Regions from separate parts of the Homo sapiens genome. Here all the other regions are linked to region 1. Evidence: read pairs that join two places in POLR2A ChIA-PET (ENCODE). Cell type or tissue: HepG2. All regions are shown on one strand.

Region 1 (8,000 bases):
TTTTGTCTCTCTTCTGAACCTGTGAGCACAATGAACGGATTATCTGGTTGGGCTCAATGTAATTACAAGGGTCCTTAAAAAAGGAAGAAGAAGGTAGAAGAGGTCAGAGAGGTTCTATGCAAAAGGGACTCAGCCAGCATTGCTTACTCTGAAGATGGAGGAAGGAGCCATGAGCCAAGAGATGCAGGCAGCCTCTGGAAGCAGGAAAAGGTAAGGAAATAGGTTCTTTCCTGGAGTCTCTGGAAGGGAACAAAGCCCTACCAACACCTTGATTTTAGCCAGTAAGACCTGCGTCAGACTTCTGACCTCCGTAACTGTAAGATAATACATTTGTGGCTGGGGGGCGGTGGCTCATGCCTGTAATCCCAGCAGTTTGGGAGGCCGAGGCAGGTGGATCACCTGAGGTCAGGAGTTCCAGATCAGCCTGACCAACATGGTGAAACCCCGTCTCTACTAAAAATTACAAAAATTAGCCATGGCAGCGGGTGCCTGTAATTCCAGCTACTCTGGAGGCTAAGGCAGGAGGATTGCTTGAACCTGGGAGGTGGAGGTTGCGGTGAACCGAGATAGCACCACTGTACTCCAGCCTGGGCAACAAGAGTGAAACTCCATCTCAAGAAAAAAAAAAAAAAAAGGTAATACATTTGTGTTGTTCCAAGCTACTAAGTTTGTGGTGATTTGTTTTAGCAACAACAGGAAATGAATGCAGAAATACCTATGTTTCTCAGATATCCTGCATCTGGCTGACGTGGTTGAGGGAAGGCTGAGGCACATGGTAATAGAGTCTAATAGACCATGAGAAGCACTGTATTTAATTAAGATATGTGTAAAACATGGTGAGAGCCCCCAAAAGGGACCTGGCAGGTGTGGGGAACATCTGAGCAACTCACTGACTAAGTCCTTCATTCACAGGTCTTTGAGGCAGCCAAGCCAGTCCCCTCCTTCTGGCCCATCACCGCCTTGGGGCAGGGCAAGTTTCTTCTCTCCACGCACCTCCCTTGCTTCTGCCCTCCACTCCCACCCCAGTTACGAGCACAGGATTTGCAGCGCGTCAGGCTGCTGTTTGAATCCTGGCTCTAGCCTTATCAGCCAGGTGATAAGGGCAATTTGCTTAATCATTTGGAGCCTCATTTCTCCATCTTTAAAGGGTATATAGTGACTAAAATCTGGAGACTGTTGTGAAGATGCTGCATGTCAAGAGCTCAGTATGTGGCCGGGAGCAAAAGCTTGATAAATATGTGTGTGAACACCCTGTCAATGATGGCAGCAAGCCCTAAGGTTTCTCACAAGACACCTCTCCTACTTCCTACTTCATTGAGAAAATGGAGACAGTCAAAGGAGGACTTCCACAAACTTCTACCACTGCATCTACCAACTACCAGCATCTGCCCATTCATGCTCTGCCTTTCCCGCATGATACTGTGGATGAACTGTCTGTGCTGCTCTCCAAAGCCAACTCCTCCACCAGGGTGTGCATTCCTCCCCCTCTCACCTCCTGCGGTTCTTTCCTCTCGTACATATCATCAACTTTTAGCACTATATTGGACCATTTCAGTCTGCATATAAACGTATTGCTATTATGCTCCAATGGGAAGAAAATCCTTCTCTTGATCCCATTTCTCTTTTAATCTCCTGCCATATCTTTGCTTCTTACTACGGAAAAGTCCTCAAAAGAGTTGGCACCAGCCAATAAGGCCTTCTCCCCACCACCATGCTGAAACCGTTCTTGTCAAGGTAACCAGTGACTCCCTCATGGCTAGATCTCGTGGACAGTATTCAGCCTGCATCTTGCTTGACCTATCAGCAATGTTTTGATTCAGGTGGTGCCACTCGCTCTCCCAGATGATCTGCCCAGACGATTCTCCCTCACCTCCTTTGCTTTCTCATCTCTTTTGCTAGGCCTCCTAATGGTGGCTTTGTTCATCTTCTCTATATGATCTCACTTAGTCTTGCGACTTGAAATATCAGCTGTATACTGATGACCTCAATGTTTACCTCTCTCCTGAACTTCAGACTCGCATATCCAATAGCTTCGGTAAGCCTTCTCTGACCTATTTAGAAGTGCACAACCTTCTTGCATTTGCCTGAATTCTGGTAGACTTCTCAGGCTCAACCTGCCCCAAACAGAACCGCTGACCCCCTCCCTCAACCCATTCCAAATCTGCTCTACCTATGGCCTTTTCTGTCTCTGCTGATGACAACTCCAACCTTCTAGTTGCTCCTTAGGCCAAAAAATGTAGTCATCTTTTTCTCCTTTCTCTCACACACTTCAGTTTACCAGGAAATACTCTACTTTTGGCTCTACGTTAAAATATATATATATATATATATGGAATCTGACCATTTCTCATGCTTCCACTGCTCCCACTGTGGTTGGAGCCACCTTCATCTCACACCTGAGTCACTGTAGTACCCTCTTAATAGGTCTTTCTGATTCTACTATTCCTCTCATTCCCATTTGTATTAGTCTGTTCTCACGTTGCTAATAAAGACATACCTGAGACTGGGTAATTTATAAGGAAAGAGGTTTAATTGATTCACAGTTCCACATGGCTGCGGAGGCCTCACAATCATGACGGAAGGCAAGGAGGGACAAAGTCACATCTTACATGATGGCAGGCAAGAGAAAGTTTGTGCAGGGGAACCCACATTTATAAAACCATCAGATCTCATGAGACTTATTCACTACCATGAGAACAGTATGAGGGAATCTGCCCCCATGATTCAACTATCTCTGTCTGGTTCTGCCCTTGACATGTGGGGATTATTACAATTCAAGGTAAGATTTGGGTGGGGACTCAGCCAAACCATATCACCGTTATAACAACCACAAGGATCTTTTTAAAGCCTAAGAAAGATTACGTCACTCCCCTGCTCAAAACTCTGCAGTGGCTCCCTATTCCCCTTGGAGTGAAAGCTGAAGCCCTCCCTCCTCCCTGCTTTTACCTTATATGCTACTATCCTCACTGTGGCTCACTCTGCTTTAGCATCAATGACCTTCTTGCTGCTCCCAGATGAGGTTCTGCCCTGGGGCCTTTGTTCTAGCTATTTCCTTGGCTGAAAAACTCTTTTTCAAGGTATCTTATTGGCATACTCACATTTCCTTAAAGTCTTTGTTCAGGTCTCACTTTTTTTTCTTTTTTTCTTTTTTTTTTTTTTGAGACAGTCTCACACTCTGTTGCCCAGGCTGGAGTGCAATGGTGCAATCTTGACTCACTGCAACCTCCACCTCCCAAGTTTAAGCGATCCTCCTGCCTCAGCCTCCCAAGTAGCTGAGATTACAGGCACCCGCCATCATGCCCAGCTAATTTTTGTATTTTTGTAGAGATGGGGTTTCACTATGTTGGCCAAGCTGGTCTTGAACTCCTGACCTCAGGTGGTCTGCCTGCCTCAGCCTCCCAAAGTGCTGGCATTACAGGTGTGAGCCACTGCGCCCGGCCAAGTCTCACTTTCTTGATGAGACCACACTAACCGCTTACTTAAAATTGCAACCTGCCCCCCGCCCCGCGCTCCCCACCCTGCATTTGTAATCTACAATGTCCAGGTACTTAGTAATCCCTTGGACTTTTGAATAAATTTGCCAGAATGTCCCTCTCTGAGACTTCCACACAAGTTTTTTCCTCTTTATTTTTTGCCAGGGGTAGGAGATGGTGAGTGCTCACACAGTGTGGCTCTCAGTATTTTCTTCCTGCTGACTTTCTCCTCCTTGGATCCACAGGTACACCTGATTCAGGTACTCTATCTTCATTCAGGGTGTGTTCTTCCCCTAAGTGGGTGGTTGCTTCCTTAGAATTAGCAGGCAGTCTTGATAATGAACTACTTGAAAATCTTATAACTGGGCATCCGATGTCTGCCCCAAAGAAATAGTCATTGTCTCTCCTTTGATATGCACAGCTACATAGGTCTGCAGGATTCCAGTGCAAGGCTGGGTCCCTGATGGAAATTTTATCATTGTCATTATCTGTTTGCACCCATAACACACTGGGAGCTTCTTGTGTCCAGGGCTGCTGTCTTATTCTCAACGCCTAGCACAGGCTCAACATGTGGTTGGCCCACAATAAATGCTTGCAATGGAATAAAATCATGATGAACTGTCAACGAGGCTTTGACCTTCTGGTGAGTAGAATTTGGAAACTTGGTAAGACCTTCTTACTTCCAGGAGGTTAAATTTGTTAATCTACTCTTGAGAAGTTTCTTTTTTTTCACAAGGTGGAAATCCCCATCAGCACACCTTAATCCTAAGGCACACCCAGGGACAGTCTTAAAAGAGTGAGAAAAAGATGTACAAAAGAATAGAAGTGATCAGGCTCCTGGAAGGCATCCGGCAGTGGCGGGTAGCAATCAAGTGTGCTGTGAGAGGGAGCTCAAGGTCCTCCTGGGCAGGAGGAAGGCTGTGGCTGGAAAGGAACATATGATCTTATATAACTTTGCTGTCACCTCTCATGGCCTGTCCTATGCTTCAATCATAGTTGTCATCTTTGTGGGCACGAATGTTTTTGAGCATTTTACATGCATTTTTGCCTTTTCATCCTCACAATAATCTCAAATAGTATATGTTGTTACTATCTTTGTTTTAAAATGATGATTGAACATCTAGTATGTGCTGGGCTCTGTGCTGAGCATGTAACAGACACCACACCGTTGGATCCTCACAAGCACTTACGAGGAAGGTATTATTTCCACCTTACAGAATAGAGTGTTTGTTTTCTCTTGCTGCATAACACATTGTGAAACTTACTGGCTTTAAACAATGCTTGTTTATTATCTCACAGCTTCTACGGGTCAGAAGTCCAGGCATGATGTAGTTGGGTTCTTTGCTCAGAGTCTCACGAGCATGAAAGCAAGGTGTTAGCCAGAGCTGTGATCTCACTGAGGCTGAGGGTCCCTTCCTAAGCTCATCTGGGTTGTTTGCAGAATTCACTTTGCTGCGGTCGTCCCTATTTTCTGCTGACTGTTGGCTTGAGGTTGCTCTCAGAACTGAAGGCCACCCTCAGCTCCCAGCCCAGTGATTCCATCCATAGGCAACTCACTGTGGCTATTTGCTCCTCCTTGCTGAGGCACACGGGGTGGGGGTTGGGAGCATTCTCTGACCACCTTTTTGTTTTTTTTTCTTTTTTGGGATAATGAAACTTTTATTTCTTCATTTCTGATCATTATCAGAAATGATCAGATAGTAGCTAGGATTGCCAGTACAGCTTCTTAACCTTAATAGGAAAACTTTCAACATATTACCACTAAGTATAATATTTGCTGTAGACTTTAAAAATTATTTTATTTTAACTTCCGGGGCACATGTGCAGGATGTGCAGGTTTATTACATATGTAAACGTGTGCCATGGTGGTTTGCTGCACCTATCAACCCATCACCTAAGTATTATTAAGCCCATCACGCATTAGCTATTTTTCCTGATGCTCTCCCTCCCCCTTCCCTCAACCCACAGGCCCCAGTGTGTGTTGTTCCCCTCCCTGTGTCCATGTGTTCTCATTGTTCAGCTCCCGCTTATGAGTTAGAACATGTGGTGTTTGGTTTTCTGTTCCTGTGTTAGTTTGCGGAGGATAATGGCTTCCAGCTCCATCCATGTCCCTGCAAAGGACATAATCTTGTTCCTTTTCATTGCTGCATAGTATTCCATGGTGTATATGCACCACATTTTCTTCATCCAGCCTATCACTGATGGGCATTTGGGTTGATTCTGTGTCTTCGCTATTGTGAATACTGCTCAAATGAACATGTGCCTGCATGTATCTTTATAATAGAATGATTGATATTCCTTTCGATATATACCCAGTAATGGGATTGCTGGGCTCTGACCACCTTTTAATTTTTTTAAGTAAAAAAAATTTAAAATCATCTAGGTTTGCATAAATGGATGTGCAAATATAGTAATTGGGCAGTTTAGAAATTTTAAGTTTTATTTTATTTTAGATTCAGGGGTGCACGTGCAGGTTTGTTTACATGAATATATTGTGTGATACTGAGGTTTAGGCTTCAACTGAACTCGTCACCCAAATAGTGAACATAGTACCCAATAGACAGTTTTGCAATCCATGGCCCCCTTCCTACCTTCCCCCAAAGTGGAGTTCCCAGTATCTATTGGAGTCCCCAGTATCTATCGTTCCCATCCTTATGTCCATGTGTACCCAATGTTTAGCTCCTGCTAACAAGTGGGAATATGTGGTATTTAGTTTTTGATTTCTGCAAAAATTCACTTAGGATAATGACCTCCAGCTACATCCATCTTGCTGCAAAGAACATGATTTTGTTCTTTTTATGGCTATATAGTACTCCACAGTGTATATGTACCATATTTCCTTTATTCAATCCACCCTTATTGGGCATCTAGGTTGGTTCCATGTCTTTGCTATTGTGACTAGTGCTGTGATAAACATGTAAGTGCAGGTGTCTTTTTGGCAGTTTGATCTATTTTCCTTTGGGTAGATACCAAGTTATGGAGTTGCTGAGTCTGACTACCTTTTTAGAAAGAGCTCTCCTGATTAGGTCAGACCCACCCAAGACCACCTCCCTTTTGATTAACACAAAGTCAACTAATTGGTAATCTAATCATGTGAGTGATACTCCACACTCCAGGGGAGGGTATTGTGTAGGGAGGTACACTTGGAATGGAGAGCTTGGGAACCATCTTAGAACTATGCATACCACCCTAAGGCTCAGAGGACTTCAATGAGTTGCCTGAGAGAAACCCCATGGCCTGTAAGTGGCAGAGATAGAACTGAAATCCATCTCATAAGAGCCCATTGCAGTTGTGCTGCTGTAGGAGCAGTGGGTAGAAAGATTAATGGTAGAATTGAGATTCGGGGATGTAGACCTTGAAACCTTTCCCCTTTTGGTAGGTAACAGCAATGAAGAGATCTTCAATGGCCCCATAGGCAGGGCTTGATTGACCATAGAGGCATGCCTTAGGGGCCCAGAGAGGCTGTGTGCTTATCTTCGGCTATGTTCAATAGTATTGTAGAGGTTTAGCTTATAGGATCATAAGCTGTCAGGGTTTGCAAGGCACCCAGAGAATCAGCTAGTCCAGAGTTTCCAAATTATTCCATGGAAACTTTGTTCCAAAATGGCAATCATTATAAAAAGAAAAGAATTCATGGTGAAATAAGCTTGGAGAACCTTGGGTTAAACACAGTAGAAGATGTTGCTTCCCTGTAGGACTTTGGGTGCCTTTCAGGTATTAATATGCTTCATGAATCCATAAGAGGAGGAACGTATGTTGGACCTCAGAACACTTCCTTGTTGTGTGTAAATGAAGAGCCAAGGTTTGGGAGAGGATGCAGATACACTAGTCTAGGTAGTTATTGGTGACAGTTGGACTGTGTTATCTCTCAGGTCTGCTCTCACTCTCTGAGCCCCCAAGGGAGATTAGTGGTTTGGGATGAGAGTGGGGTGGGGTTCTGCTGGTGATGATGGCACACTGTTTCTTACCAAGGAACAGCAGATGGCCAGATGCTGGGGGCCTCAGGTTGAGGTGTGAATAATAGGCAGGCCTTTTCAAATACAGCCTGGAGTGGGGCTTGCAGCCTTAGGTGAGACCTGGGGCTGGCAGAGGGGAAGAGGAAGCTTGTCGCTGCTCTGTTACTGAATAAAGGGAAGGGAGCTGGCACCTGTTGGTTTGATGGGAAGACACCTGCTCAGAGATTACCAGGAGATAAATGGCTCCATGGAGGATTGGAATAGCAGACAACCCAGATGACCCAGCCAACATGAAATAGCCCAGGGACTGGATTTTCTTTTGTTTGTTTGGTTTGGTTTTATTTGTGTGGTCTTGTTTTTCCTGATCACGGGCTTCTAAGTTTCAGGGGAGTAATTGGATGAGGATTGGGAGGCATCTGATGCTCTGGGGCTCTACCTGGGCATTCCTGGGGAACTGTGGAGGAGCTTGTGGTGGGGAGGGACCTGAGCCATTGTCTGTCTCAGAGGTGCAGGGAGCAGTTTCCCACCCACAGGGGGAGAGGAGCTGCTGTGTTTCTGTTCCTTCCCAGAA
Region 2 (8,000 bases), 87 kb before region 1:
GAGCCTGGAGAAGGTGGGTAGGGTGGGATGGGGGCAGTGCTCTAGGACCAGCTGTTTGGCAACAGGAGCTGTGTGTGCTCCATCTTGGTTGAAAAACCTCCCTGCACATCCAATGCCCTATTCTCTGCTACCTGTTCCAAGGCAGAACCTGGGCTCCTTCTTGTGCATATATGTTTGTCTGTCCTGGCACCCAGGACTTGGTCTTGTTTGTATCACACTTGCATTGCAATATGATCTCTTGCACAATTCCTGGCAAATATAATTTTAAGAAATGTTTGTTGAGTGACTAATTGTGGCCTAATTCAGGTCACCTCAGTATAGACCCACCTTGGGCTGTCAGGAGCAGATTAAGGGAAAATGGGAAGAAACCAAGAAGAGGATATCTGAAACCCAGAGATATCTGAAGCCCAACGTCTCACAGTAGAAAGAGCATGAATTTTGGATTCACCTGGCCAGGGCTTCGAACCTAGATCTGCCATGTAACAGCTGTGTGTTGTGTGATCTTGGAGGCAGTTACTTAATCACTCTGAACCTCAGTGACTGCATTACTAAGATTGATAATGATCACAGGGTTATTATGAGCATTAAATAAACAAACAATATAGTTTGCCACACAGGAGATGCTCCATAAGACGGTGGCCATAGTGATTGTAATTGAAGATATGAACTGAGACCTCTGCCTTCAAAGATCTATCAAACCTCAATTCTTTGATGTTTGGAGACATGGACCTCCGCTGTGATTTTTTTTGAGCTCCTTCACTTATCTTTCATGCTTCTGATGCCCCACTCCCAGGCCTGTCTCTATCTTCTCTTTCACTGGTCTCCATGCCATCTGATCATGTCTGGCCTTTGCAGGTTTTGTAGACTTACTGAAGATTTAGGCGTGGCAGGAATCAAAGAGATGGTTCCATTCAGTTATTGAAACCCAACCTCTGGCCATCTGGCCAGCTCTTTCTCTCTCTCTTTTCTCTCTTTTCTGCCCTCTTCAGAGTACCAAGCTGTTGCTAGCCCTTGCCTTATATAGAATAGTTCTATTCACTTCTAGAATTCTTGTGGGACTAATCTTTCATAACAACTCTTAGGATGTTTGTCTTCAGGATAATTCTGGAGAATGAAGAGCTCCTCATCTGACTATTTCATGATTACCTGACTCAGCCACATGGCTGGCTCCTGGTGAGGGCTGTGAGATACCTCATTTATAGGTTTCAAAAAGACCTGGGATGATGTCGGCTTTATTCATGTTGGTGTCAGTAGCTACAGTGAGCTGGGCATGGCACAGCAGTGGCGGGGGCGGGGGGTCAGGAATTAGCGCAGGAAGTCAGGTAGGTATTCACATTGTGGGTAAAGTTGGTCCATCTAGGGATGCTGCCAGGAGATAGGAGTTCCAGGGAAGAGCACCGAAACTATTGGACACTATCAGCAGGAGTTGGCAAGGGCTAGGCAGGGGTACACTAGGGCTCCAGACAAGCAGGGCAGGGCCCTATTACCAAAGGGAACTGGAGGGGTAGGCAAGAAACCTAGCCTGGGGACCAAGTCTTCAACTGAGCTTGGCCCATTTGAACCAGAAAAATAGTTCGTTGCATTTGAACGTGTGTATTTCTTGCACACGTGTGAGTCTGTGGGGTTGCATTCCGACATTCTCATGATTTGAAGCTCTGCATGGTCATATGATTCCTTCTGAAGGATATCTGGTAGATACTCCCTACCTGAATTTTTTTTATTTTTATTTTTTGAGATGAAGTCTCGCTGTTGTCCCCCAGGCTGGAGTGCGATGGCGCCATCTCAGCTCACTGCAACCTCCGCCTCCTGGGTTCAAGTGATTCTCCTGCCTTGGCCCCCTGTGTAGCTGGGATTACAGGTGCCTGCCACCATGTCTGGCTAATTTTTGTATTTTTAGTTAAATGGGGTTTCACCATGTTGTCCAGGCTAGTCTCGAACTCCTGACCTCAGGTGATCCACCCGCCTCGGCCTCCCAAAGTGCTGGGATTACAGGCGTGAGCCACCGTGCCAGACCAGTTTTTTGTTTGTTTGTTTGTTTGAGACAGATTCTTGCTCTATCACCTAGGCTGGAGAGCAGTGGTGCCATCTCGGCTCATTGCAACCTCCGCCTCCCGGGTTCAAGAGATTCTCCTGCCTCAGCCTTCCAAGTAGCTGGGATTACAGGTACACACCACCACGCCTGGCTAATTTTTGTATTTTTAGTAAAGATGGGGTTTCACCATGTTGGCCAGGCTGGTCTCGAACGCCCGACCTCAAGTGATCTGCCCGCCTCAGCCTTCCAAAGTGCTGGATTGCAGACGTGAGCCACTGCGCCCGGCCTCCCTACCTTAATTATACAGCCAAGAGGTAGGTTCTAGACAGAACTCAGGAGTTAGAAGGCAGGTCTTAGGTAGGTTGGAGGGTAACTCCATCTCTCTTGCTTGGATATGAACTTCCAGCATCCTGGATGAGCTGGGGAAAGCTTGCCTCTGGCAAGGGAGGCAAGCTGGGGATCCACCCTGGTGGGGAGGCAACTTATGAGGGCTCCAAGTTGAACGTGAGCCAACTGTAGGTCTTAAACCTGATGATGATCTGATTTTGTATTACTCTGTTTTCTCTTTTGTTTCTTCTGGGCATTTAGTAAGGTTTTATTGAAACATTGCAGTTTGATCTCAGTTACACTGTGAGGAAGAAAGAAAATGGTCCCACACTTGGGACAGCAGGGTAAAGTGGGGGAGCATCCTGAACTCTGGGCCTCAGTCATTTCCAAAGGTAAGGGCAACCCAGTGTGCCATGGGATCCAGCTTCTCTTTCACCTAGAGTTCTCTCCATTGGAAGCTGTGGAGGATGCATTTTCCTTTGCTGAGGATGATGGCCATTTCTTAACCTTTGGTGGACTCAGTCCGTAACTCAGGGTCTGGGGGATTCTGGGCACAATATTTATGAGTCTATGGCAGTTTGACCTAACGAATTCAGACCCGTCCCTTTGTGGACTGAGGCCTTAAAGCTCTCTGTGCTCACCGAGCTCCATCTTCAGAAACTGGAGTGGGGGCTGGGGGTGGCAGAGGCCACAGGAGCGGCCCCCATCTTCTCCCTGGCCACTCACCTTCAGTTCCCCGCATGGACTGGCAGCCTGCCCTTCTCTGGGTTCTGGGTCTGTGCTCTCCGCCTGCACTGAGGGGCCTCAGAAAGGTCCTTCTCTTATCTCCCTGCCAGCAACATGCCCCAGAGGCCCACACCAGCCCAGCCTGAGCTGGCCTTGAGTGTCAGGGGGCCAAAGCAATGACCTCTGCAGTGTGGAGCCCTTTTCCAAATAATTCATCACCACTCTGCATCCAATTAGGGAAAGCAGGCTGGATGAGACAATGGCCCAAACCCCTTGTTAAGTAACATCCCTAATTGATGACAGGGATGGTGAGCAGGGGTTTGGAAGCCAGCTCAGATTGTGTTTTTAAAATCCTCCTTTCTCCCGGGCTGCCTGCCAGAACTCAATGGCGTGGCCCTCCAGGAGAACAAAGGGAGCTTTGAAAATCTTTCTCCCCGTCCTTCAAATGCTTATCTGAAAAGACATCTTTTTCCCCTTAGTCGCTACAATCATAAAAGCACAGGTGATAAACCGCTTCTTCGTAATCATCAGTTGTGAAATCTCCCCCCACCCCTCTAAATAAAAAGCAGGAATTGCAGCAGCGGCAGCAGCAGTAGAAAGCAAGAGAGACCATCTCAGTGCCCATTCTGATGCCTATCGAGGCTCCAGGAAGGGAGCGGGAGAGGGGGATGAACTTTGTTCAGTGACAACTTTTATCTCTGGGTCTCGGGCTGTTGAAATGTCAAGCCAGGGCTGGATAGGATCTCCTAACAGCAGCTGCTGCCTAGCTCTGGGGGATAGAGGGCTGGTGGTGGGTGGGAGGAGAACCTGGAAGTGAATTGAACACGTCTTGAATTCTTGCAGCTAGAGTTCAGGTCTTGGTGGGACTTTGCTCCTAGAGAGGAAAGCCGAGGCTGTAGGGAGGGGCCTTGAGAGCCTGGTTTTGCAATGACCTTGAGAAGCTCTCTCTGAAAGGACAGGGGCTAGGCCATTTCAGAGGAGACGACTCTGTCCAGCTTTTAGGCTCCCAAGCTATGACATTGTAGAATTGAGGGATAGTTAGGCCTGGGGTTTAGATAGGATTCTAGATCCCTGGGCCCTCACATTAGCTCAAGGTGAGATCTTTCTCCTTCAGAGGCCATGCCCTGATCCCTCCACTTAGTTCATATCACTCTGCTGTCATTCTTCCTTGTAATGCCAACACCACCAAAGACCATTTACAGCACTGTAAGCTCAGCTTAATTCAGGAACATTTCAGATTTTTAAAGCTGGAGGAGATGATTTCTGAGCTGGCCATTTTATTTTTATTTTTTATTTATTTTATTTTTTTGAGACAGAGTCTCACTCTGTCACCCAGACTGGAGTACAGTGGCATGATCTTGGCTCACTGCAACCTCCGCCTCCCAGGCTCAAGTGATTCTCCCACCTCAGCCTCCCGAGTAGCTGGGACTACAGGTGTGTACCGCAATGCCTGGCTACTTTTTGTATTTTTTATAGAGACAGGGTTTCATCATGTTGCCCAGGCTGGTCTCAAACTCCTGAGCTCAAGGGATCTGCCTGCCTCAGCCTCCCAAAGTGCTGAGATTACAGGTGTGTGAGCCACCATGCCTGGCCTTATTTTTTTCAAAAATTCACATAGCACCCACTGTGAAGTAGCTACTGGTCCAAATGCATGCTTATTAACTCATTTTATCCTCATGACAATTGAATGAAACGAGAGGAAATTGAGGTACAGAGAGGTTAAGTCATTTACCTAAGATCACACAGCAATTGGCAGAATCAGAATTCAGACCCAGGAACACTGGACCAAAAGCTTGTATTCTTAACTGCTACTCTGTGCTGGCTTTTGCTATGTTATGCTGGGCATTCAAGGATGAATAGGAGTTGCCTGGGTAGGCAATGAAAAGGAGAGAGTATCTTGCTGGCAGAAGAGCAGGAGTAACGGCAAAAAGATATAAAAACCAGTTTGGAAATAGAAGAAAAGAGAACTGATTTCTGTTGAGTACCTACCTTGATTCAGGCACTGTGCAAAGCAGTTTACAGGTTTATTGTTTCATTTTCAGATTAGGCTTATGAAGTAAATAATATCATTTTCCTTTTTTACGAGTAAGGGAGTTGAGGCTCAGAGAGGTTGAATAAATTGCTCAAAGTCACATAACGACCAGGCGTGGTAGCTCACACCTGTAATCCCAGCACTTTGGGAGGCTGAGGTGGGAGGATCACTTGAGCCCAGGAGTTTGAAATCAGCTTGGGCAACATAGCAAGACCCGCCTCTCTAGAAAAATAAAAAATTAGCCTGGCATGGTGGCATGTGCCTGTGGTCCCAGCTACTTGGGAAGCTGAGGTGGGAGGATCACTTGAGCCCAGGAGGCCAAGGCTGCAGTGAGCTGTGATCACACCACTGTACTTTAGCCTGAGCAACTAGGTGATCATCTTCCATATAGAATTGATTTGATTTGAAGATGGAACCAATAAAGATTTCCTTTGACAAGGCCCAACCCCTGTGTTTTCTGAGTGTTCCATCACTCGTGTTTCCTTGTGGAGAACATGATTTGATTTTTAAGTGGTGTTCAATTTTTCTAGTGGTCTATGAATTCCATGAGGACAGGGTCGGTGTCTATGTCATTTGCCAGTGTTTCTCCAATACCCAGCATTATGCTAGGCACACTGTAGACTTGAAAATATTTATGAAATCAATGAATAGAAAATGCAAATTGAGGCCGGGCGCTGTGGCTCATGTCTGTAATCCCAGCAGTTTGGGAGGCCGAGGCGGGTGGATCACGAGGTCAGGAGATCGAGATCATCCTGGCTAACACGGAGAAACCCAGTCTCCGTGTTACAAAAAAATACAAAATACAAAATACAAAAAAATTAGCCGGGAGTGGTGGCGGGCACTTGTAGTCCCAGCTACTTGGGAGGCTGAGGCAGGAGAATGGCATGAACCCGGGAGGCAGAGCTTGCAGTGAGCCAAGATTGCGCCACTGCACTCCAGCCTGGGTGACAGAGCGAGACTCCGTCTCAAAAAAAAAAAAAAAAAAAAAGAAAATGCAAATTGTGTTGTGAACAGCTATTTAACACTTCATTTTCCCCCTATCCAATGTATATGTTATATTTTGCTAAGCCCAGGTCTCACCTAAGTGGCTGGTCTCCACATCAGTACACAGGACATCTCTGGGGTCACCATTAGATGATTAAGGGGGACTCTTACTGAAAGAGGGGAGGGCCGCGTGGAATAGCTATAGCCAGGCTGACCAATGTCTCTGTTTGCCTGGGACAGTCCAAAGTGTGCACCGTTACCCTGTCGAATAATTAACAGTGCCTCCTTCACTCTTGAAAGAGCCCCAGTTTGGAGGATAAATTGTATGAAGACCCTAGGCCAGTGACTGCCCACATAGAGGTTGCTGTGTTGCCAGCACTATGAAAGTCTGCTGGGGGAAGAGCAGATCCCAAATGAAGCCTGGTGGGTAGGAACACAAAGAAAATTCCAGCGGTAGTCTCTATTTCCCCAAACCCTCCACCTTCTCCCCTCAGGCTGGCCCTCCTTGGGATGGGATGAGCACTTCCTGCTGATGGAAGGCAGGTGGCTTAGTCAGAAGACCTGGCTACTGGCCAGCCCTGTGACCTTGGGCAATTCACTTCTGTACTCTGGGGTCCGGAATCTCTCTCTGAATGTGAAGATAAGAGGACTGGAGTTTGGTGGTTTTCTGCACGTACTCTGTGCAACCTCCTGTGTCCGTCCCCATGGGGAGGAACAAAAATAATATGTGAAACACCATGCTAGAGAATCAGATGTCTGGATGATCAAGAAGGTGGCATTTGCTGCCCAAGTTCTCAGAGCCTGCAGGGAGCAGAGGCCAGGATTGGGGCTCCTGGATAGGCAGGCTCTGCAGAGCTGGGAAAATGTGCCCATCAGGGGAGCCCCTGCACCCTCTCTATCCAGGTGGCTTCTGGACCACCTGAGTGGCTCTGTGGGGAGATGATTACAGGCCTGGGGAGGGGGAAGAATTCACTGGCTGTGAGGTCTCCAACAATAATGAAGGAATTAATGAGCCAATCAATTCATGTATTCATTTATCATGATTTTATTAAGTAAACTGGGGGGCCCAGCTTTGAACTCAAGGGGTCCCTGTCAGAGAGTGTGTCCGAGTACGTGAGCATCAGGACTCCATGCCTAATGTATCCCCTGCCCCGTCTCCCTGCTGTGCCCAGCTGGGGGACCTTGGTCTTGGGGTTGGGGCTGACAGCAGGGAAGGGCAGAGCCAGGAGTGCTGAGAGCAGGAAGGGGAAAAGTGGGCTCCAGTGCCTGCCAGGGGCTGGGAGACACGGGTGGAAGCTAACTCTTCCTCTGAGAGCCTAGTGCTTTGTGGTTGGTATCTCTCGAGGAGTAGCTACAGAAGGTAGTCCATGTTTCCACCTAACTGTGCCTTGCCCTCCCTACCTGCCTCTCCTCCTCCCCAGCTGCCAGCTTTTAAGGAGGCTCAGCCGACTCCCCTTTGCCCTCTGGAAGTCCTTTCTGGCATCTCAAGCCTGTGGAAGCTCTGGGAAGGGCCAATTCCCTTTGATGAGTGACACTCTTCCCTCCCATTTTGTCGCTTCCTCCCTTCTGATATTCCCAGGCCCCAGCTAGGGACTCCCGGGGTCCCAGCGGGTGAAGATCCTGATCTAGGAATGTCTGAGGAACAGGTAGGGGAAAGGGGACCTTATTGGTGGGATGCCACACAGACCTGAGGAATTTCGGGGACTGTGAGGAGCCTGCAGGTTGAGCCGCCCCGTGAGGACCCACCTCCTGGGTGGCCTCAGAGGGAAATTCTGCCTTCACTAAAGGACAGCAAGGGAGATCAGGGGCAGACATTGAGCTGGAGAGAGGGCAGTGGGTGAGTCTCAGATCCCTGAGGTCTAGGCCTGGTTCTGGCACAAAACTGCTGTGTGTCCTTGG
Region 3 (8,000 bases), 72 kb before region 1:
GACCTCATTTTAACTTGATGTGTATCTGTAAACATCCTATTTCCGAGCAAGGTCATATTCACAAGGTAGATATAAATTTTAGGAGACTTTCAACCCAGTACAGGGCTAATCAGGGCAGACTTTGTGGGGATGGAGATCTGGCCATTTAGGTGCAGGGTGGTGGCACGCCAGAGAAGAGTGGGACTGCAGGGACCCAGGGTTAACTTCACCACAGAGGCTCATGCTGTTCTCAGGAGCACAGGACAAGAGAAGGAAACTGGAAACCTACCCCCTCACTCTTGTACACACCTTGTCCAGCCCCGGTTCTGTTTTCCTGCCCCTCCCTCAACAATCCTGACTTGCATCCACAAACAAGGATGTGTTAGGATGGTTGATAATGTAATTATTATGGAACAACTCTGATTAATTGAGCACTTACTATGTGCCAGGTGCTGTACAAAGAGCTTTACATGCATATTTCATTTAACGCTCGTAATCAGTCTGTGAAATAAGACCTGTTCTTATCCTCATTTGGCACTTGAAGAAACAAAGCCTTTGGAAGGCCAAGTCATGTGCCTGAGGTCATCGATGCAGCATGTGGTGTGAATGGGATTTTAGACCAGCTCAGCAGAGAACTGGGGGCCCAAGTCCTTAGATAGCCCTGACCCCTCCACCCACCCAACCCTGACCTATGCCCTAGAGAATAGAGGGTGACCTGTGGGGACCCGGAATAGGAGGGGTAGGGAACAGGGAAACTCTAAGGGACACAAAAGGGGAATGATGAGGTGAGATTCTCCGTGCTAAAAGGCTTTGAACTATTTCTACCCAACCAAACTGGCAGCTCCCTTCTCCCCTTCCTCTGGGGCTGCCTGGAAACAGTGAGCGAAGGAAATGAGGCTTCTACCTCCCTGCTGTTTCCATGGGGCCTGGAATGGTTCCCCACCCTATTTGCAAGGCCATAAATAATCGAGATGTATTACTCAGGGATTGCCATGGTAACATCTTCAGGTTACCAGGGATGCAAGATCCAAACAAAAGTATTCGATTAAATATTTCTGGCCACTAGAGGAATCCAGCCATGTAACGCTGGGATGTGGGGAGAGGAGGCGCAGCATGAAGGGATTATTCCTTCTTTCTCCTTTCTTTTCTCAGCTTCCTCCTCAGATAATTATGGCTCTGCTGGGCGGGCCCTGTCTCCCTCCTCTCTTATTCTGGGGGCCTTTCCCTGCTCTTGTGATGGAGGGTTCCCCCTACATCCCGTATCTCTAACAGAAACAAGGATCCTGAAGCCAGCTCTAAAAGAGATGCCCTTGGCTCTCATAAACACTCCCTCTTGAAATTGGTTTAGGATTGAGTTGAATATCCAACTAAAGAGCATTCCCACATACATCATCCTTCCAAGTGGAATTAGCAGACCTGAAAGTTGGTTTCCCCCCTGACACCAGGAGCATGATATAGGCCTGGAATTATGGTAGTCGCAGAGAGGAGAAACAGCAGTGTGATTGATTTGGGTGCGGGGGCTCCTGTCCTGGTCCTGGGGGCTGGGAAGAGCGCACAGCAGGCATGATCCTCCCTGGAGCCCCGCCTGGGAATGGCTCTGCCTCCATCCAGAGCTACGCAACCACTATAAATATGTTTCTAATAACCAAGTGTGTTTGTTTAACATAAGCTTGCTCTACCCTCTAAGGTAGCCCGAGAAAGTGCCAAGTGAGGCAGAGTTTAGGAGGTGTAATTTAAAGTCGTGTTGGCAGGCCTCGGTGTACAGCCAGGGAGAGGATAAATCTCTCTGAGTAGCCAAGTCGCCCTTTCTGTGACTTCACTTCTAAGAGGTTGTAGCTGGAAGGGATTGCAAGAGTCACCTAGTTCAAGACCTTCCTTTGCAAGAAAGGGAGCTGAGTGGGAGGTAGGAGGACTTCCTGAAAAGGTCACCCAGCCAGTAAGTAAGCTCCTTTCTGTCTAAAACTCAATTTCCTAAACCAATGATTATTCCCCTATTCCTCTGTATAGGGCCCCAGCCCTGGAGGAGACTATTGGGTATGTGTACAGCTTGAGAATCTGGAGGAAGGTGGAGGGCTGGGGAGCAAAGATACTCAGGGAGACTCCAGGCCTGTTGGGTACACACTTCAGCCCACCCAGCCTGACTGGTGCCTTGAGCCCTACTAGCCATGTAAACAAAGCCCTTCCTGTCTCTGTTATCTCCAGTGGATCCATAGGTTCTCCTTGGGTAGGCTGGGCCTTGTAGACTGCTGATTAGCTTTCCCTTTCACAGAGCAAGATTTCCCTTCTGGGGGCCATTGTTCCACCCAAGCACAAGCTGGCTTTGCAACCAGACTCTTCCCCAGGCAGGATGAGGGAGGGGAACCTGGCCTGGGGCCAGATGATGGCCACCTCCCCAACCACCTGCAGGTTCCTACCCAACCAGGGGTTAGCATGTCATACATTGTTTATGAAGCTTTTGTCTTGGGCTCAAGGTGAGCCAGGGAATCAGAGAGATAAATAAATAAATAATTTTAAGCAGAGCTGAGCGTAGGGGCAGAAGGGAGGGCTGCAGGGGTTGTTTTTCTTGGGGGCTTGCATATTTTATCACCCTGCAGTCTCATGACCCCTCTTCCCTCCCCTCCCCTCTCTCCTGATGTTGCTGTGATGAGAGTTTATATTATCCAGCACACACTGGTTTGTAAGTCTATTTACAACCCAGGTGTTGTTGGTTTGCGTGAGAGAGAGAGATGCCCCATCCCCAGATTAGTTAAACTGGAAATAAATTGGTTGTTAAATAAAAGCCCTCTGTGGGATGTGACAGTGATGAATGAAGGGTGGATGTGCCTGGGGAAGGGAGTGGTGGCTTTCTGGATTGAGACTGTTTGAAGCTGAAGTGGCCCAGGAGGCTTGGGTGGGAGCCTGGGATGGCCTGTGGGCCTGGGAGGGTTTGGGGCCTGAGGACAGAGAATGGTCAGGCAATGGTGGGCCCTGAAATACATTTATAGAGGGAAATTGAAGGCTGAAGACTTGAGCACCCTCTAGAACTATATTTTATTTTCTTGTGGCTGAAAGAGCACTTTCGTGTCTTTGATTTTAGAATTTTGCAACATATTTTTCTTACTTTACAGATGGAGGAAACTGCAGTGAAATCACTTGCCTGTGGTCATTGTCAAATAAAAAAGAAATCTGGACTTAGTAAGGAAAGATTTTATTTAAAAGGATTATTGCAGAGTGGGGAAAGCGATTATTGCAGCAGGGAGCTTCTCTGACCCCAAGATCTGCAGGCATCCCCAAGAGTTAGGCAAACAGGGGTTTTCTTTCATAGAGAGGAGTAAACAGGCAAGAATGAATGAGAAGGGGGATGAATGGGTGGCACGATCCTATAGGAAACTGAAGACTGTTTCTCCGAGGCCAGACTATTTTGCGGCTCAGGCTGAGGGCGAGCCAGAGTTCAGAACCTGGAGGAAGGAGAGAAGTTTAACCAGAGTTTGGTTAACAAGCATTTTGTTCTTATTAGTCAGTGGGGACAAGCATTCAATTAATCATTTATGCGGCAAAGAAAGAGACTGGGGAGGGTCTGTGTCTGGCCTTGACATAAGTAAACAAGACGGTGGTGGGAGGTGGGGCACGCATCTGTGAGTCCTATCTAAGTCATATGGAAAGTGTTTTTGTTTTTATAGGTACACTGTTTTCCAGAATAAAAAGTTGAGTGGATTTCTTAACCTTCACTGTTTTCTAGGATTACAGGGCTCAGATAAAAGTCAACATTGTCATCATGCAGTTACACATGGCAGTGTTAGGGTAGCTGAGTCCAAAGCTCACCTCATGGCGGTCAGTAAGTCACGAGACAAGGTGCTGGGGCAAGAAAGTGACTTTATCTCAGAGAGCCAGCAAGCCAAGAAGATGGTGGAATAATGCCCTGAAGAACCATCTTGAAAGGCATAGATATTGAGCTTTTTTTCATATTGGGAAGGGGGAGCAAGGAGGGTTAGAGGTCAGGAGGTGACAGGTGACCACAGACATCTGGGCATCAACAGGAGTCCAAGGGGGTTGCATCACTTCTTTGTCCTTGGTCAGGTCACAGTGCTCCTATAAATCTTTTTATTTATTTATTTATTTTTGAGACAGGGTCTCACTCTGTCACCCAGGCTCACTGCAACTTCCACCTCCTGGTCTCAAGCAATTCTCCCATCTCAGCCTCCTGAGTAGCTGGCACTACAGGTGTGCGCCACCATGCCTGGTTAATTTTTTGTATTTTTATGTAGAGATGGGGTCTTACCATGTTGTCCAGGCTGGTCTTAACTCCTGGATTCAAGCAATCCTCGTACTTCAGCCTCCCAAAGTGCTAGGATTACAGGCGTGAGCCACTGCACCTGCCCGGCCTCGCCTGTAAATCTTTAGCATAACATTATTACTTGCGTGTATGCACTTCTTATCTCTTTGGGGGTTAGTTTTAGGAAAGAACTATTATCATCCTTGCTTTAAAGTTAAACTATAGAGTAAATTCCTCCCATTTCTGACTACCAGCAGAAAGGAGCGAAGACAACCCGTGAGGTTAGAAGCAAGATGGAGTCAACTATGTTAGAGTTCTCTCACTGTTACATTCGGCCTGGAATTCAGACTCTGGGCTCCCAGAGCACTTATATAGTTCTTCATCCTCTTACCTCTTTCATATCTAAACAGTCTTAACATCTTTCTCTCCATTCTTTTCCTCCTATTAAAATCTGCTGTCAAGAATAAAGAACCTGTCAGCAGCCTAAACTGTCACCCTGCCCAGGGATATTTGTGTTTGACTAGGGACCAGAGCTTTAACTTTTAGAATTGAGAAGGAGAGTCCTTTTCAGAATTAACCTGTCCTGACTTTCCGTTTCTTTCATCACCATCACAGGGTCACTTCTGCCTGAACTTGGGAGGGATAATAGATGATAAGGAGTTGGTTGATAATGGGTCATTGAAGCAAAGAATCTCAGGGCTGAACGGGAGGGAACTTAGAATATCTAGCACAATCTCCTATTATGCAGATGGGAAAAGTGAGGAACAAATAGGAGAAGGGATGGTAGCCAGGCTTGATACTAAACAAGGATCTTCCTAACTGTTCATGTTATAGAGGGAACAAAGGGGGCACACGACTCTCCTCCTCTCCCATGAGCACCAAGTCCTCCCTTTCCTGACACCCCGCCTACCCCCACAGAGTTCCTGGGTGAACCAGTGGTTATCAAGCTTTAGCAGGAGTAACAATCGCTCAGTGTGCCGGATGTGGATGCCTGCATATCCACTGTCCTCCTGGATTATGTAGGAATGGATCCCAGTTATCTGCATTTTACCTAGATTCTGATGAGGCTGTTTGAGAACCACACATTTTGGAAACACTGGCAGAGGCCAATGTGAGTCCAAGAAAGGTGGACGGGCCAGGTGTGGTGGCTCATGTCTGTAATCCCAGCACTTTGGGAGGCCGAGGCGGGAGGATCACCTGAGGTCAGCAGTTCAAGACCAGCCTGGCCAACGCGGTGAAACCCCATCTCTACTAAAAATGCAAAAATTAGCCAGGGTGTGGTGGCATGTGCCTGTAGTCCCAGCTACTCAGGAGGCCGAGGCAGGAGAATTGCTTGAACTCAGGAGGTGGAGGTTGCAGTGAGCCAAGAGCACACCACTGCACTCCAGCCTGTGGGGTGGCGACCTGTAATTCCCACCTCTAGGAACTGTTGATGGGTAGGGCAGCCCTCCTTTCTCCCCTTATTTCCTCCTCGTACCATCGCAGAGATGGAGCCTGGGGGAGGAGAGCTGTTCTTCAGAGGAATTAAAGACTCTTCCTTGAAAGGTAACAAATTCCTCACTAATTATGCCATTATTTTATTATGCAGCCTTAGTGAAAAAAATACACAAACCACTCAAACCCTAAAAAGAAGGCTGTATCCAGGACTTATCCAATTTAATAAATCCTCTCCATCCAGTAATTATTTCCCGGATTCTTTTTAATACAAGTGTGCAGTCGTGGGGAACGGTCTCTCTCTGGCTGTGGCAGGGAAGGAGGACAGGCCCTCTCTCACCCACCCCACCCATCTGCCCTCTCGAAGTGGGTGCCAAACATGTATACCACAGTCTTTCTAAACCACACCTTTCACCTTCCTCCTCCAGCCTGTCGTATTCCTGACAGAAAGGGTGTGAGGGAGGAGGAGGACACGTTAAATTCTGACCCCCTTCGTTGAAATTTGGGGCTCATCCCTAAAAATTCCCAAGACTCTCCCTGTGGCCTGGCCCTGCCCCAGGTTTTATTCCATGTCCTCAGCCTTTCTCTCAACTAGCAGTTATGAGCCCCAACCCCCAAAGGTTTTCGTGATAAAATGTGGATATGTTACCCCTTCAAAGTCACATATTTTGAATCAGACAGGTCTGTGCTCACATTTTGACTTGACTAAGCACTGGTGCGTGCTTCATTTCTCTGAGTCTCTGCTGTCTTTGTCCATATAATGCGGATGCTGATATCTTCCTCATGAAGGATATCGTGTGGATCAAAGGAGGTGGACCTGAAGGATGTAATGCAATGCTTGACACACAGCTGGTGACCATCAAGGAACCTTTCCCTCCATGCCCCCTCCCTCCCCCAGCTCCTTGAAGCCTTAGGTTGAATATCTCCAGATGGCATTCATAATGGTGGGGGAGACATTTGGGGCCATGGAGGCTTTCTCGGCTCTCCTGAAATTCCCTCAGTTACTTTGTCCTCCCGCCACGCCCCCCACCCCAGTCTTGTGATGGAGCAGCTATAAGGAGGGCTTAGACTTTAGATGTTACTGGTCAGGAAGCACCTGGGAGAGCTTGTTTTTCTGTCCCTAGCAGAAGGGCTGGGCCAGGAAGAGCTGGCTGCATCCCTTCTCCATTACCATTGCCATGGAGACTGCCTGCAGCTGAATTCCTCTTCCTCAGCATCCTGACTAAGGCACAATCAACTGTGCTCCCTCATGCAGGATGCTGGCCACAGCTTGGTCCTGCTAGCTGTGTACCCTTGTTGCACCAGGGTGGTGGTCAGTGTGAGAAGGCTGCTCCCACCCACAGCCCCTGCGTCTCTGTGCTCATCTATTTATTATAACCCCGTTAGTTGAATTTTGGGGCTTGCCCCTAGCAAGTTCCTGTTATTCTACCTAAGACTTAAGACAGCATCTTCACAGGCATCACTTCTGGGCACTGCTTTGATGCCACATGGTCCTGGCCAGGCAGCCTGAACTTTGAAGTCATATGGACTACATTAGAAGGCTGCTTCTGGGTTGGGCAAGGTGGTCCATGCCCGTAATCCCAGCACTTTGGGATGCCAAGGTGGGAGGATCACTTGAGGCCAGAAGTTCAAGACCAGCCTGGGCAACATAACGAGATCTCATCCCTACAAAAAACAAACAAACAAACAAAACCCCAAAGAAACTTAGCCAGGTGTGGTGGTGCATGTCTATTGTCCCAGCTACTCAGGAGGGTCATTTGAGTTCAGGAGTTCAAGGCTGCAGTGAGCCATAATTATGCCACTGGACTCCAGCCTGGGTGACAGAGTGAAACCCTAGATCTCCCTGTTGGGCGGGGGAGGTGGGGGGAGGAAGGCTGTTTCTGGGATTCACTAATGGGGTCGTTTTGGGCTAGAGTTACATGAACTCCCAGACCTCAGTTTCTTCACCTGTAAAACGGGCATACTAATAGAATATACCCCAGCGGGTTGTCGCAAGGCTCATCTAAGATGACATACGGGGAAGAGTTTTGTCAAACAGAAAGCACTGAATAAACTTGGTGGGTAGGATGAGGCTGGCACTGCCTGAGCACCTGTTCTGTGCCCATGGTCATGTGAAACCTTTAACATACATTATTTCGTTGGGTTTAAAACACCATGAGGTAGGGCTCAATTTCTGCACTGTACCTGTGAGAAAAGAGGCATAGAAAAACTAAATAAATTGCCTGAGCTCACAAAGAAGAAAAGAGCCAGAACTTGAACTGTTATCAGCTCTTTCTCAATAAAAGCCTGTAAGAGATCACTGTTCTTATTGATACTGATTCATAAAGAAGTTTTT

The links. ChIA-PET counts read pairs that join two places held together with the same protein. Peaks named below come from ENCODE experiments on the same cell type or tissue, not always from the same donor. Only the 100,000 strongest peaks of a DNase experiment are listed, where the experiment ranks them.
Region 2: POLR2A ChIA-PET joins it to region 1 with 24 read pairs; 3 of 35 experiments call an interaction of 5 or more read pairs at or near these places.
Region 3: POLR2A ChIA-PET joins it to region 1 with 10 read pairs; 3 of 35 experiments call an interaction of 5 or more read pairs at or near these places.

The regions. Positions count from the first base shown.
Region 1 is chr11:116,336,296-116,344,295 of GRCh38, reverse strand. All of the region lies in intron 1 of LOC107987166 (a long non-coding RNA gene), which reads left to right. Among named protein-coding and RNA genes, the nearest start is that of LINC02151, 160 kb to the left of the region's middle. RefSeq lists an enhancer at 1,890-2,184. In HepG2, no CTCF peak of the experiment used is centred here; DNase peaks (open chromatin) are centred at 1,985 and 4,775; H3K4me3 peaks cover 555 bases.
Region 2 is chr11:116,423,763-116,431,762 of GRCh38, reverse strand. The region is part of intron 1 of LOC107987166 (a long non-coding RNA gene); the gene reads left to right. Among named protein-coding and RNA genes, the nearest start is that of LINC02151, 73 kb to the left of the region's middle. RefSeq lists an enhancer at 6,557-6,851 and a silencer at 6,557-6,851. In HepG2, no CTCF peak of the experiment used is centred here; DNase peaks (open chromatin) are centred at 3,602 and 6,722; H3K4me3 peaks cover 457 bases.
Region 3 is chr11:116,408,277-116,416,276 of GRCh38, reverse strand. The region is part of intron 1 of LOC107987166 (a long non-coding RNA gene); the gene reads left to right. Among named protein-coding and RNA genes, the nearest start is that of LINC02151, 88 kb to the left of the region's middle. In HepG2, no CTCF peak of the experiment used is centred here; DNase peaks (open chromatin) are centred at 2,196 and 3,626; H3K4me3 peaks cover 601 bases.